3 separate regions of the Mus musculus genome follow, and all the other regions are linked to region 3. The links are chromatin loops, found by intact Hi-C in ENCODE. Cell type or tissue: heart. All regions are shown on one strand.

Region 1 (4,000 bases), 160 kb after region 3:
TTTCTCTTTCCCCTACCCTTCTCTCTCTGTGGTTACTCCCCTGGCCTCAATCCAGCTTCTAGTGGGCCTGCTGCATGCTTCCCTGCTATGACGGTGATGGACTCTTATCCCCCAGGAGCCATAAGCCCCAATAAACCCTTTTTTCTCTAAGTTGCCCTGGTCCTGGTGTTTTGTCACAGTAACAGAAGATCGACAAAGACAGCTTTGTTCTAGGTTGCAGGGGCTGTGTGACCACCTTCTTTGGACTGTTGGAGAGCTGTGGTCTTCTATGGTTATAATCGGCACAACAATATTAAGTCAGGCATAAGGATGGTGACTTTCAAAGGAACTAAAAATAGCCTCAGATGCTTTGGCTCTGGTTGGAAACATTGTAATCCCTGACATCCCTAAATTCAGTCATTTGGCCTTACAGAAACTTTGACACCAGTCCAGCTCTTCTTCCCTTCTTTCCCTTCTTCCTACCTGTTCCTTCTGGGCACTTCAGTTTCTACTGTCCACTGAGCTAGATCCCTGGTCCAACTGTTCTCCTCTGATCTGGGCCAACACCCTTACCTGACTTCTGAAACTGAATGTCTGTTTACAGTCTTTTCCAGTATTTCCTGAATCATTCTTGAGGGCTTGTAGTGAAACTATGCAAAGGGACCAGTTGTGGACCAAAAGCTCCCAGGAATGGCCCGCCACAAGCTCTTGGAGGAATGGCTATGCAAGATGAAACTTGCTATAAGGGCGTGGCTCACAGGACTCCAGGAGGAACCCAGGAGGGCGGGAATCTGGCCAGCCTCTGTACAGAGAAGAAGACCACAGCTGCGCCTGCAGAAGCCCAGCCCAGCAGTCCCCGGAGCTTCCTAAGTCAATTATTGCTCTCTGCAAACACCTCCACAGCTGTACCCACACAACAGCTTGGATTCCTCTGCTGCTGGGCATGAGGAAGCCAGCCTTTCCCTGGAGATTGCTCAATGGGTAAAGACACTTGCCACCAAGTAACACTACCTATGGTCAACCTCCAGACTCCGCAAGGTGGGAGAATGAAAAACACTGAATCCTTAAAGATCTCTCAGACTTTATCCTTGCAGTGGCAAGCACCCCCCTCCCAAACAAACAAACAAACAAACAAACGCCAGCCATTATCTCTGCCTCACAGCACTTAGCGACTATATAGAGTAGGGACAGACCTGTAGGGAGTCCAGGAATCCTCAGCATCCTGGGTGGAAAGGAAAGATCCTGGACAGTGCACACTTGCCCAGGCCAGTAGGCTAAAGACTTGGGCATAAACATCTTCCAAGCAGCTGCACATGACCGGAATTTTGTGTTTATCAAAAGATAAAGAGGGAAGGAATATGTTCTATGGAGGTGCTGTGAAGTATGGGGGAAGGGGGTGCTTCAGCGGGCCCATGCCAAGGCATCCCTTCCCCCTGAGAGACCAGCCACAGGACGGTATAAGATATAGTTTATTCAGAGCATGGGGAGGGGAATCAGAGGGTAGTAGAGGCAGAGAAAGGTAGAGAAGGTGAAGTAGAGGGAGAGAAGAGTAGAGTAGAGACAGGCCATGAACACATGGAGAGAGGGTGGGGGAAGGGGTGAGGAGACAGAACGGTAACAAGAAGACAAGAGGGCAAGAGAGGGAGGAGGGGGCAAGCAGTCCCTTTTTATAGTGGGTCAGGCCTACCTGGCTGTTGCCAGGTAACTGTGGGGCGGAGCATACCTGGCTGTTGCCAGGTAACTTTGAGGTGGAGTTTAGACAGAAGACACAGGAAAGTGACCTTCTCCCTCTAGGATTTGAAAGTAACACTTGTGCTTGTGATTGGTGTCCAGGCACCCTGTTGGACATTTGTTTTTGTTTTGTTTTTGTTTTTGTTTTTGTTTTTTTGAGTCCAGGCAGTGCTGGGAGATTGGCCCTGGAGAGGTGAGGCAGACGCAAAATCCTACAGCGAAGACGCAAGGCCTTCAGGTCAACGCACAGTCCGAGCAACTGTCCTTGTCAGGCCGCGAGTCACCGTCACAAGTGACCAGCACGTAACCCTGGGCAGCTGGCAGTTAGTCAGATGGAGGAAGCCCTTGCTTTTCCTTCGGTAGGTTGGTTGATCTTCGCGTTGGAGTCAGTAAGGTCGGCTGGCTGCCTAGAGCTCGAGCAAGTGCTTGTGGGCGCCCCCTACTGGGCTCTTAGGAAGATGCTGTGCTCACAGCACAGATTCATAGCCCAGGGTCCCCAGATGCAAAATCTAGGTTTTTCCCGTTGGAAAGTAAGAGAGGGGTTGAGATGACTGTGTGTCTCCTGGTTATTTAGAAAGGCAGAGGGGCTTCATGTGAGCCCAAGCGTGTGCAGAAATGGGGAGTCAGACCTGGATGCTGTGCTGGTAAGAGAGGAAGAGGGTAGAGGGCAGGTAGGGACTGCCAGTTGAATCCTGGCTTCTCCGTAGCCCTATGAACCTAGGAGTGAACTCACTATAGCTTTACTGATCTGCCCTGCTTCCTCCAAATGTAATACGGTGTCGGAAATGCTTAATTTATAGTTCTGAAAATTATCACTTGTAGGATTTGGGAATAACCAGGAAGATAATTGTCTCCATTGATTCCCCCGGAACTGGAGTCCACAGACTGTTGGGGCCACACAGCATGGGTCCTGGGAACCAAACTCAGGTCCTTTACAAGAGCAGCAACCACTCTTAACCACTGAGCATCTCTCTGGACCCAAAAGGGATTTTTTTTTCACGCAATGTGATTCTTAAAGGATAAAGAGGCCGCAGTGGGACTTGGTGGTAGAGAACTTGCTTAGTGTGCAGAAAAAGCCCCAGGTTCCCTGTGGGGAGGTACATTTTAAGTCACATGGTATGGATGAACATGCTGGCGTTCCCAGAAAGCTGGAATAGAATGGCCAGATATCCGGTGACCTCCCGGACAACGGACCTTAAGTAAATCTTCGTATCGAACAATCTCCTATAGAGCAGTGTCACCCTGTGTGGGTTTGATTGAGAATGACCTCATAAGCTCATGTGTTCAAATACTTGGTCCCCAGTTGGGAAGGGTTAGAAGGTGTTGCCTTGTTGAAGGAAGTGTGTCACTGGGAGTGGGCTTGGAGGTTTCAGAAGTCCACACCGGGAAGACGCCCAGAGGCCTGCCCCCAATGTGGCCCACCCACAGTGGGAGCCACTGTGCAGCAGAGAGATGAGAGGAAGAGAAGCAAAATGGTTTGAGCACTATGAGGAGGGGCAGACTGGAGACACGGGGATTGAGAGAACACCTGAGGTGGTGAGTAGCTGGCCTTGCCACCTGGGGCCATGGTGAAGTCCTGGCCTGTGCTGCGGCTGCTGAGAGCCACGTCTGGGTCTGTGGTCATGCAGTGGCAGGGGTCTGTGTTGATGTCCATAGCTCATATTATCATCTAACGTCATGCAGACGTCCCTGGTCTGGGCTGTTGCATGGGACTATGTTGCTGTTCAAAGGCTGTGCATAGCTGGCCCCTCCCCTCACCGGCTGTAGCGCTCTGAAGAGCAGGTTCTACACTACACCTGGGCAGCACCGTAGAGCTGGTCCTGGTGCTGAAGCTGAGGGTGTGCTAGCCAGAGGGAGCATGGGAGAGGTCTGCAGTGTGGTGGTAATGTGAGCAAGGGAGAGATGCCCTCACCCCTTCACTGCTTGCAGCAGGAAGGAGAGATGACCCGAAAGTCATGAGAACAGGAGAGTTGGCCCTTATCCTCACTGGCTACAGCCCTTGAGAGAACAGCCCATCATTTGGGTAGCTCAGTAAAGCCTGCCCTGTGTGAGCTGGCCCTGTCCCTTGCAGGCTGCAGCAGTGGGTGAGCTAGCCAGCCAGGGCAATGCTGGAGAGCTCTTCATGGTTGTGTGGATGTGGGAAAGCTGACTGGCTGACCTCAGGCCCAGATTCAGGGTTTTGAGTTGATTTACTTCAATGTCTACCTCATCTGTGAATTGCCAGAGCACATGAAGGGGAGGGTCCTGCAGATCCAAAGCTGCAGGATCTCCATGACACAGGACAACAGCA
Region 2 (4,000 bases), 210 kb after region 3:
GGAAAGATGGGGGGATAAGAGGGGCAGGAAACAGAGATTCTTGTGCCTGCTCTACCTGCCTTCTTCCTTTCCAGTGGCCTGGTTCACCTTTGACCCCAACTCTGGCCATCGGGACATCATCTTATCCAATGACAACCAGACGGCTACTTGCAGCAGCTATGATGACCGGGTGGTGCTAGGCACAGCTGCCTTCTCCAAAGGCGTGCACTACTGGGAGCTGCACGTGGACCGCTATGACAACCACCCGGACCCAGCCTTCGGAGTGGCCAGGGCCAGCGTGGTCAAAGATATGATGCTAGGCAAGGATGACAAGGCCTGGGCCATGTACGTGGACAACAACCGCAGCTGGTTCATGCACTGTAACTCCCATACCAACAGGTGCGTGCTCCCTGAACCCCCACTTAGCCCGCAGATTCAGGGGCGGGGACAAGGTTCTCTGATTGTCCCAGGTGTTGGGGGAGGAGCTGTCTTTTAAAAAGTTTTCTTTCTTCCTCTCTTTCTTTCTCTCTTTCTGTCTTTCTTTCTTTCTTTCTTTCTTTCTTTCTTTCTCTCTCTCTCTCTCTTTCTCTCTCTCTCTCTCTCTCTCTCTCTCTCTCTCTCTCTTTCTTTCTTTCTTTCTTTCTCTCTTTCTTACTTTCTTTAATGCATATGAGTACACTGTAGCTGTACAGATGGGTGAGCCATCATATGGTTGCTGGGAACTGAATTCAGGACCTCTGCTCCTCCGGTCGGTTAGCCGGAGGAGCCATTTTTTATGCACTTTGTTCTGTAGTTCCAGGGGTTTTGGAGAAAGACTAGGTGAAGTGTGAACCATTTGCCTGTGTCACAACTGAAAGTACTTGATGGTGTGGGGGAGAGGAGGCAGTTCTGGCTCAGTGGCTCTCTGTCCCCCAGCTGGCCTCACAGTAGTGCCTTTCCACTGAGAGCTTTAATTTGCGGTTTTCTTACTGGTCTTGCTCCAGTTCTTTCTGCAACCCTCTTGCTAAGCCTGAGTCACTGCGCAACACTAATGGGATACTTGTTTCCCGCAGAGGGAGGAGGAGTCATTGCCACGGCTACTGCTTTGCCTGGAATGACCCTGGCGCTGCCGCAGGGAAAGCATAAAGAAGCCAATCCCAAGGAGCTGACCTCCCTGGGCTCCTGGCAGGGTAGGGCTGCCACCAGGGCTCCTGGGTTCTCGCTGCTCTTCCAAGCAGCTCTGACTGCTCTCTTCACAACGAGTAACCCAGCTTCTCTCCCAGGAAAACCAAGTCTAGTTTGGCCAGGAACTTGCCTGAGGACCCTCAGATCCCCCTACCTGATCACTATCTTTTCACTGGTAATGTCCTCTGCTCCAAAGGATTGTGGGAGGGGCAGCAGCTAGACTCTCAAGCTGGGCCGTGGAACTTAGCAGGCACTGCAGGTTAACCAAGTAAATTCGTCTGGCCCGGTACTGCAGAATAAGCGATGAGGCCGACCAGGTGATATAGGTTTACCAGGTGACCTCCCTCCACCTCTAACCCACAAAGAGGCCAAGACCACCCTGGCCTACCAGTTCCATGCCTGTGTGCTTGAGCAAGCCCAGTACCTAGACATTCTGATGGTGGCAGTAATGAACTCAAGCATGCATTGGGTGCTTTTGCGGGGCAAAAGCTTTCTCAGAAGCCAGACCCTGCTCCCAGACCTGACCTTGATCGTAGGGGGTGAGTTCATGGAAAACTGGCAGGTCAGACTTGTTACTACTGCCATCTGGTGGCCATAATTAGAATCGCACTGACTGCCCAGTCTGTTGGACGCTTCTCCACCAGACCCTAAGGCACCTCCAGGACACCTGCTCTTCCCACCAGGTCCTTGTAAAGAGTTCATGTCAGGGTCTCTTCTCACTTCTGCCCCTGGCTCAATCCTAACCGAGGACTCAGTTTCCTCCCAGGGCTGAACAAGGTCATGTCAAGGGAACCCTTAGTTAATGAAGGGCATGTCTGCTGAAGGGCACAGAGGGTTCTAGGAAAAGTCTTCCAGGTCTATTACTTAAAGTTCCTCCCAGCTCAAAGGCATGTAGGTCTCAGATGCTGTGGATAAGAAGGGGCTGAGTAGCTTTGGTCCCTTAGAGCTGTGTTCTCTTGTGGCTGGCACATACATACACACACACACACACACACACACACACACTTGGTGGCTAGGTTTGAATGAAGCTGTCCTGAGTTACTGTCACATCATGACCTAGGTGTGATGATAGGTTTTCCTGGTTTATCTTCCCAGGACTGAAGGCGGTGTGTGCAAGGGGGCCACTGTGGGTGTGCTGCTGGACCTAAACAAACACACTCTGACCTTCTTCATCAATGGGCAACAGCAGGGCCCCACAGCCTTCAGCCACGTGGATGGGGTCTTCATGCCTGCCCTCAGCCTCAACCGAAACGTGCAGGTACCTTAGAGACACAGGTGGCTCGCCCAGTCCCGCCCACTTCTCTGCTTCCTGAACAATGAGTACTGTAATGAGAACGGACCACCTCGCTCATCAGATAGGCAGTCTTCTGCTAAGGACTGTACATACGACCTTTTGGAGCAAACAAGCTCCATGGGGCTCCAGGAAGGAGCAGGGGCTCAGTGCCCCAGGGGATTGGATGGTACAGGAGCTCCTAACACAAGCTAGATGGGGGCATCCTTTGCTTCTAACAGACTCCCTCTGTCCCTGGATCTATTAAGGGACCTGCCATGTGTCTATTGCCCTGCAAGTGTTTCCACAACAGTCCGGTGTTGGTTACGTAAAGGGGCGATTTGAGGGTCACAGTGAGAGCTGGAAGAGACAGCAGCAGGCTCAGAGACTCGGCTGCGAGAAGCAGAGCCTCTTTGCCGCAGGGCTCTGCGGCTCATGCCAGTGAACCCATCTGCTCGTTACTGTAGCTCCGGTTATGAGGCAGAAAGCACAAAGTGGCATGGGCCTTAGCCATATGGGGGAGACAGATGAGTAATAAAATCCATAGCATGAGTTCTCCGGCACGTGGTCGCGGTGCTACGTCAGGTGTTCTGTGCTATGGACAGCCTCTCCTGCCCCTCTTTCCGCTCCTCTATCTCCTCTGTCTCCTGCCTTCCTCCTGTGTTAGGGCTGGGACCCAGGGTCTTGTACGTAGTGTGCAAGTACTCTGCCACCCAACCAACTCCTGCTGGTTTCATCTTTTCCAGGTCACCCTGCACACAGGACTGGAGGTGCCAACAAACCTGGGACGGCCAAAGCTGTCAGGCAACTAGCCTGGTGGCTCCCGCTGCCTAGCTGGCCGTGATGGAGGGCTTCACGGAGGACCAGGGCATAACAGAAAGTCCTGGGTGCCAGCAGCCAGCGGACATCTGAAGACGCTTTTCTGGGGGAACTGAGAATGAATCACATGCGAGCCCCACGACCATACTGTGGCCGCCTATATCAGGAGTGGCCTTTCACCTCAATGCCACAGGGCTATGGTCCCCCCCAGGGTGCCCTCAAGATGGACACCTTTTGTTTCCGGCTTATATTTTCTGACATCTGTTTAAAAACTTTGATTTCCTCTTAAGTTTTTGTTTTTTGTTTTCCTGGAGGGAGAGGAGAAGGCAGACTCTGAGACTGGTATCCCAGGATGGATCAGCCCCGTGATGTTACTCCATGCCTGCCTGTAACCCATTGCTAGGACTCTGTTCCTTTATGGAGTCCCAGGCTGACAGTTTGTCACCTCTGCGGGAAGAAACGGACCTTGAGCCTCTGGGATATGCAGTTTTCAATACACTGCAAACTAATTTGAAAGGGACATTAGTCATTAATGAACTGCTAGGACCCTTCAGAAAGGCTTCCTTAGGGTCTGTATCATTACCCATGTGCTGTTGACCTCTCTCTCTCTCTCTCTCTCTCACACACACACACACACACACTCTCACACACATGTGTGTGTATGTGTAACAATCTGTTATATTTTATTCACTCAGTTCTTAGTTATGAGTAGAAACACTGGAATCCAAGACAGTGACACGTCTTTGCACAGTGGTGGCTTTTTCTAGA
Region 3 (4,000 bases):
AGGAGATGATCACACTAGCCCAAGGATATGGGTTCAATCCCAGAACCCATGTAAGTAAGGCATGTTAGCCTGGACTTGTAATCCCAGCATTGGAGAGGCAGAGACAGCAGGGTTTCTGAAGTTTGCTAGCCAGCTAGCCTAGCCTACTTGGCAAGTTCCAGACCAGTAAGGCGGGGAGAGGGGGGTGACCCCAAGGAATGATAGCTGCTTTTGTCCTTTGGCCTCCACCCACACTTTTGCACATGGACATCCACATGAACACGTGCACACAGGCGTTGCACACTGAATAATTCACTTCTGTGCCTCTGGAGGTCCCGGAGATGTCTGCTCACCATGGGGTCATCCAAGGCAAGTCCTGAGTCTCCTGTGTCTCCTCAGGCTTTCAGCTGGGTGGCCATCTCCTGCAGCTGATTGTCCTCAGGTATGCAGATGAGGACCTCCAGCTGGATTTCGATGACTACCTCAACTGCCTGGTGCGGCTGGAGAATGCAAGCCGTGAGTACGCATGGGACCCCTGAGTGTACAGGCGAGCTGAGAGTGTGCAGGGGAGCCCTGAGTGTGCATGTGAGTCCTGAGTGTACAAGGGAGCCCTGAGTGTACAGGGAGCCAAGAGAGTCCTTGGACCCTTGGGAGCACAGAGTGCCCAGCTCAGGGTCTCCAGTCACCATCTATGAATACATAAGAAACAACCTGGGGGGAAAAAGGCAGATCTAGGACATGGAGGGCCACCGTGGATGTCTGTGCAGACACTATGCCCTGTGGTCAGCTGAGAGACAGAATAAGGTCCTGTGGTTACACACCTACAGGCTGTGAAGGGCTGTGAGTGGACAGGTTTCACACCTCCTACTGAGGAAAAGTCAAGTCCCCTCACAAAACCCAAAATGAGAAGTCTCTGCCCCTCGCTTGTTCTCCCCTGAAAGCCCCAGACACAGACCCAGTCGTTTAAGCAGGGTCTGCTGTACAGGAAAGATGGAAGGCTTGTGTGCAGGTGCTCTACACAGGAGATTCATGGACACACTCTCTCCCAAAATAGCCCCCAAGGGTGGCCAAATGCATCCAGGGCAGCTCAGCCATCCATTGTCCCTTCAGCTGCAAACGAACATGTCCCAGTATCTTGTGGTTTTATAATGCACATGCATTTTACACACCTGCACAGCCATGGGATGCCCAGTACACACCTAGAAATTTTACACACCTGCACAGCCATGGAATGCCCAGTTCATAGTGAAGTGTCCCCAGTGGGATGACAGGATGTTGTCACTATTGCTTGGGGCACTTAGCATCCAAGCAGGTCCATGCTACATTCATATTCTCTCTTTCTCTCTCTCTCTCTCTCTCTCTCTCTCTCTCTCTCTCGCTCTCGCTCTCGCTCTCGCTCTCGCTCTCGCTCTCGCTCTGGGAAAGCCCCTCCTCCACCTTGCTAATCAAGGTTTGGCTGTATCTCTTCTGGAGGTAGGAATCTGAGGTTCAAATTAGACAGTCCCTTCTCAGATCACCCTGGCTAGGAATTGAATCCTTTCGATCGTCTCCACCCCACCATGCAGGGAATCTGATCTCCACTAGAGGGAGCAGCTACCCACAGATTTCCCAGTGGTCCAGGAGCCCTTAAACCTGCCCAGGGGTCTGGCTCTACTGTGACGCTGCCTCCCTCCCAACAGGGGTGTTCCAATCTCTCAGTGTGAAGAACAAGGACTTCATCCATCTCAACATAAACGAGGTATGGCCAAGCAGACCCCGGCCAGGGCGCAGCAGAGTATGAACACGCTAAGTGGATCCCCCAGGCAGGACGAGCGAGCACTCGCCGTGGGCAATTACTCAGTGCAGAGGCCGGTGTTTGTCCTTTTGGCAGTCAGCATAATTAGCGCTATAATCCTGTGAGCTGTGGGTGTCTTCATTGCCCTAGTGTCTGCTCATGTGAGCCCCAAGAAAGAGGGTGTGGAGTAAACAACGTTCCACATAAACACGAGCAAGCCTGGTGAGAGGAAGGGAGAAATGAGAAGCTTCCAGCTGCTTCCGCAGCCTGGCAGCTCGCTTGCTCACAAGGAGCCTGAGCTACCACCCTGCCTCCCTTCCCTTCAGCTCCACTATGGTAGAGGGCCATCTTTCTCTGGAAAGGTGGGTCACCAAACTCACACTACCCTGCCCAAGATGTCTCTGTGAGGCTTCCCCTTCAACAGGAACAAAACACATCTTATCCCTTTGTCCTATCCGCCCTCTACTGAAAGTGCACTTAGCCTTTTTCAAGGTTTATCTGACTGGGGAGATGGGCACAAGCAGAAGGGCCCACGTTTGAACCCTACGACCCGTGTAAAAAGCCAAGTCTGGCGGCATGTATCTGCAATTCCAGCGCTGTGTGGGGGCTGAGGCAGGTGGATCTCTGAAGCTCACTGGCCAGCCAGTGTGGTCATGGACAATTAGTACCTACAGGTTCAGTGAGAGACTTTTTCTCGAAATAGAAGATGGGGAGAGAAATGCCTGGTCTGCACCCACATACACGTATGCATGCATACATAAAATAATTATACATGCGACACACCCAGCAATCTGTTTTAATTTAAATTTTAAATAAATGGTTTCATGTTGAGTCAGAAGGCCAAATTTGTGCAAGATGACCGACCAGCAAGAGTTCTTGCGACATAATACAAACAGAAGCCACTCCTCAGTTGCTAGGCTGGATTTCTAAAGCCTCATCTCTCTTTACTTCCAGTTCATCAGCCTGACCATGAACATCTGAGGTTGCTCTGACCCGATGCCGTCTGCCCCTCTGATACTCAGCTTCTGGATCATGAACCTCGAAACTTTTTTTTAGAGGGCTGCCCCGCCCACTGCTCTCTCTCCTCCCGGCCTCACACCACCCTCCTCCCCTCTCCATAGTGAGTTAGAAGAATCTAAAGGGATTGGCTGAGTTCTCTGATTCTGTGGAACTTCTTATAAAATCATTGCTCTACAAGAACCTACGGTACCATCTGTGTCTGTGTGCTCAGGCCTGGGGTTGCTGTGTGCTCCTCCCGCCCCCGCACCTCCCCCGCGCCCCCCCCCCCAACTGGTCATTCAATGTTCCAGTACCCAGAGTCCTGGCTCCAATCATGCTATTAAGACACACACACATGATGCTTTTCTTTATTTTCTTTATTCAAGGGGAGGTTAGTGAAAATGTTTATCTCAGAATGAGAGAGCAGAGCCTGATGATGCTGAGGGTCTAAAGTGTTATGGGGTAACGTGGAAATTATTCTGATGTACTACTTGGGGAGACTGATGGCAGTACTGTGTGTGTGTGTGTGTGTGTGTGTGTGTGTGTGTGTGTGTGTGTTGGAGGACAACCACAGGTATCCATTCCTCAGGTACTATCCACCTTGCTTTTTAAATATATATTTTTTTTGTTTGTTTGTTTGTTATGGATGGTTGTGAGCCACCATGTGGTTGCTGGGATTTGAACTCAGGACCTTTGGAAGAGCAGTCAGTGCTCTTATCCGCTGAGCCATCTCTCCAGCCCCCTTAAATATATTTTAATTATTATATTTTGAACCGCTTGCATACATGTTTAACCGTGTGTAGGTGCACGTGAATATGGTTTCTCTCAGAAGTCAGAAGAGAATGTCAGATCCCTGTAGCTCTTGTGAGCTGTGTGACATGTGCTAAAAACTGAACTCAGACTCTCCGCAAGAACAGTATGGGCTCTGTTCTTACCTGCCGAGCCATCTCTCCAGCCGCTCCACCTTGGGGTTCTGTTTGTTTGGTTTTTTGGTGTGTGTGTGTTTTATTTATTTTTTAAAGATTTATTTATTTTACATATATGAGGACACTGTAGCTGTCTTCAGGCACACCAGAAGAAGGCATCGGATCCCATTACAGATGGTTGTGAGCCACCATGTGGTTGCTGGGAGTTGAACTCAGGACCTCTGGAAGAGCAATCGGTGCTCTTAACCGCTGAGCCATCTCTCCAGCCCCATGTGTTTTATTTTTGCACAGGGTCTCCTGGACCTCAGGAGGTGGGCTAGGC

The links. Hi-C counts contacts between places; a loop is a spot of excess contacts. Peaks named below come from ENCODE experiments on the same cell type or tissue, not always from the same donor. Only the 100,000 strongest peaks of a DNase experiment are listed, where the experiment ranks them.
Region 1: it touches region 3 in a loop (9-fold over the local background); 3 of 42 quality-filtered maps call a loop at or near these places.
Region 2: a loop joins it to region 3, with 3 times the contacts of the local background. A loop is called at or near these places in 7 of 42 quality-filtered maps.

Annotation. Positions count from the first base shown.
Region 1 is chr8:124,773,803-124,777,802 of GRCm38, forward strand. No RefSeq gene overlaps it. Among named protein-coding and RNA genes, the nearest start is that of Gm46059, 17 kb to the right of the region's middle. In heart, a CTCF peak has its summit at 2,157 (motif pointing left); no DNase peak of the experiment used is centred here; H3K4me3 peaks cover 375 bases; H3K27ac peaks cover 215 bases; H3K27me3 peaks cover 1,366 bases.
Region 2 is chr8:124,825,861-124,829,860 of GRCm38, forward strand. Trim67 (tripartite motif-containing 67) reads left to right here. Exons shown (of 10, transcript NM_198632.2): 8 at 75-378; 9 at 2,239-2,401; 10 at 3,160-4,000. The coding sequence ends at 3,225. Among named protein-coding and RNA genes, the nearest start is that of Trim67, 35 kb to the left of the region's middle. In heart, a CTCF peak has its summit at 1,739 (motif pointing left); DNase peaks (open chromatin) are centred at 1,101 and 1,721; H3K27me3 peaks cover 2,388 bases.
Region 3 is chr8:124,615,775-124,619,774 of GRCm38, forward strand. Capn9 (calpain 9) reads left to right here. Exons shown (of 20, transcript NM_023709.4): 18 at 379-495; 19 at 1,659-1,717; 20 at 2,708-2,957. The coding sequence ends at 2,734. Among named protein-coding and RNA genes, the nearest start is that of Capn9, 42 kb to the left of the region's middle. In heart, a CTCF peak has its summit at 1,564 (motif pointing right); a DNase peak (open chromatin) is centred at 1,707; H3K4me3 peaks cover 948 bases; H3K27ac peaks cover 514 bases; H3K27me3 peaks cover 1,321 bases.